Linked DNA regions of Homo sapiens: region 1 is linked to region 2. A link is an interaction called in ENCODE POLR2A ChIA-PET data of the cell type or tissue named here. Cell type or tissue: CD4-positive, alpha-beta T cell. All regions are shown on one strand. Each heading gives the region's core, and the rest is flanking DNA. Links, peaks and the distances in the headings are about the cores only. Region 1 overlaps SNTB2 (syntrophin beta 2). Region 2 has its middle 71 kb from the start of CYB5B.

The links. ChIA-PET counts read pairs that join two places held together with the same protein. Peaks named below come from ENCODE experiments on the same cell type or tissue, not always from the same donor. Only the 100,000 strongest peaks of a DNase experiment are listed, where the experiment ranks them.
Region 1: POLR2A ChIA-PET joins it to region 2 with 5 read pairs; 2 of 35 experiments call an interaction of 5 or more read pairs at or near these places.

The regions. Positions count from the first base shown.
Region 1 is chr16:69,297,713-69,300,626 of GRCh38, reverse strand. SNTB2 (syntrophin beta 2) reads right to left here. Exons shown (of 7, transcript NM_006750.4): 6 at 853-1,037. Among named protein-coding and RNA genes, the nearest start is that of VPS4A, 12 kb to the left of the region's middle. In CD4-positive, alpha-beta T cell, for the core only: no CTCF peak of the experiment used is centred there; a DNase peak (open chromatin) is centred at 1,646.
Region 2 is chr16:69,493,745-69,496,658 of GRCh38, reverse strand. No RefSeq gene overlaps it. Among named protein-coding and RNA genes, the nearest start is that of CYB5B, 71 kb to the right of the region's middle. In CD4-positive, alpha-beta T cell, for the core only: no CTCF peak of the experiment used is centred there; a DNase peak (open chromatin) is centred at 1,588.

The DNA.
Region 1 (2,914 bases), core at 190-2,689, 200 kb after region 2:
TAGGAGACAACTGGTGGTGTACTGGGTTTCACCATGCCTGGTAGGAAGAACTAAATAGTAGAGGATTTAAAATCTAAGGCCAGGCACGGTGGCTCACGCCCATAATCCCAGCACTTTGGGAGGCTGAGGCGGGCAGATCATGAGGTCAGGAGATTGGGACCATCCTGGCTAACACGGTGAAACCCCATCTCTACTAAAAATACGAAAAATTAGCCAGGCATGGTGGCACGTGCATGTAATCTCAGCTACTCGGGAGGCTGAGGCAGCAGAATTGCTTGAACCAGGGAGGCAGAGGTTGCAGTGAGCTGAGATGGTGCCACTGCACTCCAGCCTGGGCGACAAAGCGAGACTCCGTCTCAAAAAAGAAAAAAAAAAGAAAAATGACGGCAACAAAAACCAACACCCAATGCCATCTTGAAAACTGAAGAAGAGCAGATACAGTGGCTCACACCTGTAATCTCAACACCTTGGGAGGCCAAGATGGGAAGATCACTTGAAGCCAGGAGTTCAAGACCATCCTGGGCAGCAAAGCGAGACCTCATCTCTATAAAGAATATAAAAAATTGGCCAGGCATGGTGGCACACACCTATAGTCCAGTCCCAGTTACTCAGGAGGCTGAGGTGGGAGGATCACTTGAGCCCAGAAGGTATAGGCTGCAGGAAGCTATGATTGCACCACTACACTCCAGCCTGGGTGACAGAGACCCCATCTTTAAAAAAATTTTTTTTAATTTAAAATTTCATGGTTCTAAATGGAATGTCAGTCCATGACTTTGTATATAAGGGGTAAGAAGTAATGAGAAGGAAAGAGAACATCTATTAGATAAACATGTGTTTCAGAAACACTCTTACCAGTTCTCCCTCGGGACCACCAAAATCCAAGTATAGATTTCGGATGCCATCATCAGCAGACATCTTCAGCCTTTCAAAGGGGTAGCGGTACAATATGCTGCTGGAGCCTCCATTTTCCCTTGAGATGGTGAACCCATTTTCATAGTGAATAGTAAGCCTCACCTCTTGGCCATTTAACATGCAGCCTGTTGAAGAAAAGCAAAAAACATTAGTTGTAAAGTTGCTATGTCAGTTATCAAGTGAAAAGGGAATCTTCTGACTTCAAAATAGGAAAAATATTTTCTTGAGAATGTGTGATACCTAACCTGTATGGAAACTTCTAAAGTGTGTTTTGTGCTAGGCGTGGTGGCTCACGCCTGTAATCCCAGCACTTTGGGAGGCCGAGGCAGGCGGATCGCAAAGTCAGGGGTTTGAGACCAGCCTGACCAACATGGTGAAACCCCGTCTCTACTAAAAATATAAAAATTAGCTGGGTGTGGTGGCGGGTGCCTGTAATCCCAGCTACTCAGGAGGCTGAGGCAGGAGAATTGCTTGCACCCGGGAGGCGGACGTTGCAGTGAGCCAAGATTGCACCACTGCACTCCACCCTGGGCGACAGAGCAAGACTGTCTCAAAAAAAAAAAAAAAAGAAGTGTGTTTTGTTTTGGTCACTGAGATGAGGCAGAAATGACCATAACACTCCTTGACATCTGTTCGATTTAATTCCTCGAGTACCCACTGAACACTCATACTGGCAAGTGTGTGTAGGCTGTGCAAGGCACTAGAGAAGTAAGAGGCACAGTCCCTGCTCTCAAGGACTTTGTAAACTCATTGGCATAGACAGGAAATCCCCAATTGTGTAAGGCAGAATGTACAGAACATGAGCAAACACCAAAGTGAATGAGGCCAAAGTCAAGAAAAGGTTTCCTGGAGGAGATGGGCCTTCAGATAGGCCCTAAAGAATTGGTAATACTGGCCGGGTACGGTGGCTCACACCTGTAATCCCAGCACTTTGGGAGGTCGAGGTGGGCGGATCACTTGAGGTCAGGAGTTAGAGACTAGCCTGGCCAACATGGCGAAACCCCGTCTCTACTAAAAATACAAAAATTAGCCAGCCATGGTGGCACATGCCTGTAATCCCAGCTACTTGGGAGGCTGAGGCAGGATAACTGCTTGCACCTGGGAGGCAGAGGTTGCAGTGAGATGAAATCACGCCACTGCACTCCAGCCTGGGTGACAAGAGCGAGACACTGTCTCAAAAAAAAAAAAAAAAAAAAAAAAAAGAATTGGTAAAACTGGACAGGCAGGGAGGAAGAGGCAGAAGGACTGAACTGGGCAAGAAGGACCAACCAAAGGAGCAAAGGCAGAGAGGCCTTTCAGGAGCCGTGACATGGTTTGGTTGGCATTTGGGATGAAGATAAAGATTATGTTCATCAAAGTTAAAGGCTATACTCAGCAAAAGTCACAGTCAACGCTATCAAAGATACAATTCAAAGGACACCTCTGAATTGACAGGATACAAACAATTTTGGTCATCAAGACTGGCAAATGCCCCAGGTGTGGTGGGTCATGCTTACAATCCCAGCACTCTGGGAGGCTAAGGCAGGAGGCAGGAGGATCACTTGAGGCCAGGCGCTAGAGAACAGCCTGGGTAACATGGCAAGATCTCATTTCTATAAAAATAAAAAATGTATCTGGGCATGGTGGTGTGTGCCTATAGTCCCAGCTACTCAGGAGGCTGGGGTGGGAGGATCACTTGCGTCCAGGAGTTCAAGGCTGCAGTGAGCTATGATCATGCCACTGCACTCTAGCCTGGGTGACAGAGCAATGTCTAAACAATTTTAAAAAGAGAGATTTAGAGATTCTTTTTTTTGTTTGTTTTGAGATGGAATCTCCTTCTGTCACCCAGGCTGGGGTGCAGTGGCGTGATCTCGGTTCATTGCAACCTCACCCTCCTGGGCTCAAGCAATTCTTCTGCCTCAGCCTGCTGAGTAGCTGGGATTACAGATGTACACCACCACGCCCGGCTAATTTTTTTGCATTTTTAGTAGAGACAGGGTTTCACCACGTTGGCCAGGTTGGT
Region 2 (2,914 bases), core at 136-2,635:
TCAGGGGGCAGTGGATACATCTCCACAGCCTCCATCCCCCTCAAGGCGGCTCCTCCATAGTGCAGCTCTCCCGGGTGCCCTTGAACTCTTCTGCCCCTGGGTGCTAAGAGCTTCCTGCTGTTGCAAGGCCAGGGATGCCTCACTGTCTCTGCAGATTCCTTTAGTCCCATCCATCTTGCTGTAAATAGTTCTTTTACTAATTTTTATTATTTTTTCTTCCCCCCACCCATTTAAACCCGGTTGAGTTTTTGAGTGTGCCTTCTGTATCCCACTGGAATCTGACCGATATAGGATGTTGCATTTTTATCAGGTACAGGGTCCAGATTTGGCTCAAGCCAAAGAAATGAAGCTCTAATCATAGAATTTGGGGCTAAAGAGAGTCCAGAGAGAGAAGGTATTTTTAAAGGGGAAAGTGTGTGGGTGTTTCTCAGTGCCTCAGAATCCAACTACAGCAAGGGCTGGAAGTGAGTTTCTCACTAATTTTATTCTCTTCAGCCGCCATGTACTGAGACACTGCTGTGTTCCAGACACCGTGCTCGGGATTGTGGGAACCGAAGACGATCAAGACCAGGCCCCGTGTCCCAGAACCTTGCATTTGGGGACACACACGACCAGGGCAGGATGAATGCCCTGGCACGGAATTGAATGTGACAGGCAGCCAAGCAGTGCAAAGCTGGCTGAGATAAGGGCCTAAACACAGTTCAGACAGAACAGTGGCTGAGCAGCAGATGGAGGCTATGTTCCAATGCTGGGGACCTGGGAGGAACTTGGGGCCCAGGAGGAGGTCACACAGGTCCCTGGAGGACTGTGAAGTCGGCCTATCAGCACCCTCAGTGCAAAAACCAGGACAAGCCCCTCTCTGTGACCCCCTCAGGGAAGCCTTCTCAGATACCCAGGCAGGTTTTCGTTGTTGTTGTTGTTCGCGATGGAGTTTCACTCTGTCGCCAGACTGGAGTGCAGTGGTGCGATCTTGGCTCACTGCAACCTCCGACTCCCTGGTTCAAACGATTCTCCTGCCTCAGCCTTCCGAGCAGCTGTGATTACAGGCATGTGCCACCATACCCAACTAATTTTTGTATTTTTAGTAGAGACGGGGTTTCACCATGTTGGCCAGGATGGTCTCGATCTCCTGACCTCGTGATCCGCCCGCCTCAGCCTCCCAAAGTGCTGGGATTATAGGCGTGAGCCACCACGCCTGGCCGGCCAGGCAGTTTTATTTGCTGTTCCCCAACTCTTCCTGCCTGTCTCCTTTCCTTGGACATTTCCCACTGATCAACGGCTTCCCATGCATACACATTATGCTGGGGCTTTGCGGCTTGAGCTCATTCAGTCCTTCCAACCACCTTTGGGGGAGGCCTCATGCATCCCATTTTATAGCTAAGTAAACTGAGGTTCAGGCCCAGCAACTTGTCCAAGATTTTATAGTCACTGAAAGAACCACAGTTTAAATCCAGACTGCCTTACTCCAAAATGCACACTCTCAACTATTCTATTGTTGCTTTTATTTCTAACTTGCAGGAATAGCAGCATCTACTACCAGCCAGGAGTGGTGCTGGGCACTTTGCAGTCAGTCCTCACAGCGCCCCCATGAGGTAGATCCTAGGATTCTCCTCAGTTTCCAGATGAAGAAACTGACCCATCGGGAGGTGACTTCACTCCCTGAAGGGCCCACAACCGGGTGGTGGTGGAGCCAGGGTTTGAACTCAGGAGACTCCCAGTTCATGCCCCCAGCCACTACATTCCTTGAGGGGAAGACCTAAGCTATTCTTTTTAAATAGACCTTCTTTTGTAGGACCTTTTAGATTTACAGAAAAATTATGAAGGTAATACAGAGTTTCCATATAACCCATTTCCAGTTTCTACTATTATTAACATCATCTATTAATAGGATACATTTGTTATAATTAATGTACCAATATTGATATATCATTATTAACTTAAGTCCCTACTTTATTCACATTGCCTTAGTTTACCTAATGCCCTGTTTGTGTTCCAGGTCCCATCAGGATACTATAGGACATTGTGTTGTCACATCTCTTTTATTTATTTATTTATTTATTTTTGAGATGGAGTCTTGCTCTGTCCCCTAGGCTGGAGTGCAGTGGCGCAATCTCAGCTTACTGCAACCTCTGCCTCCCGGGTTCAAGTGATTCTCCCGCCTCAGCCTCCTGAGTAGCTGAGATTACACGTGCCCACCACCACACCTAGCTGATTTTTGTATTTTTAGTAGAGATGGGATTTCGCCATGTTGGCCAGGCTGGTCTCGAACTCCTGCCTCAAGTGATCTGCCCACCTCGGCCTCACATTGTCACACCTCTTTAGGCTCCTCTTGGATGTGACAATTTATCACACTTTCCTTGTTTTCGATGACCTTAACAATGTTTTAAATTGTGGTAAAATATATGTAACATAAAAATTATCTTAACCACTTTTAAGTGCACAGTTCAGTTGTGTTAAGTATATTTACATCGTTGTGAGTCAGATCTCCAGAATTTTTGCATCTTGCAAAATAGAAACTCTATACCCATTAAACAGCAACTTCCCATTACCCCTCCCCTAAACTCCTGGTCACCACCATTCTACTTTATGTTTCTATGCATTTGACTACTTTAGATACCTTGTATAAGTGAAATTATATAATATTTGTCTTTTTGTGACCAGGTTATTTTACCTTACATAACATCTTCAAATTTCATCCATGTCATGGCATGTATCAGAATTTCTTTCCTTTTTAAGGCTGAATAACATTTCACTGAATGGATATATACCACATTTTGTTTATCTGTTCATTTGTGGATGGACACCTGGGTGACATCTACCTTTTGGCCATTGTGAATAGTGCTGCTGTGGACATGGTTGTACCAACATCTCTTTGAGACCCTGATTTCAATTCTTTGGGGTGTATACTCAGAGG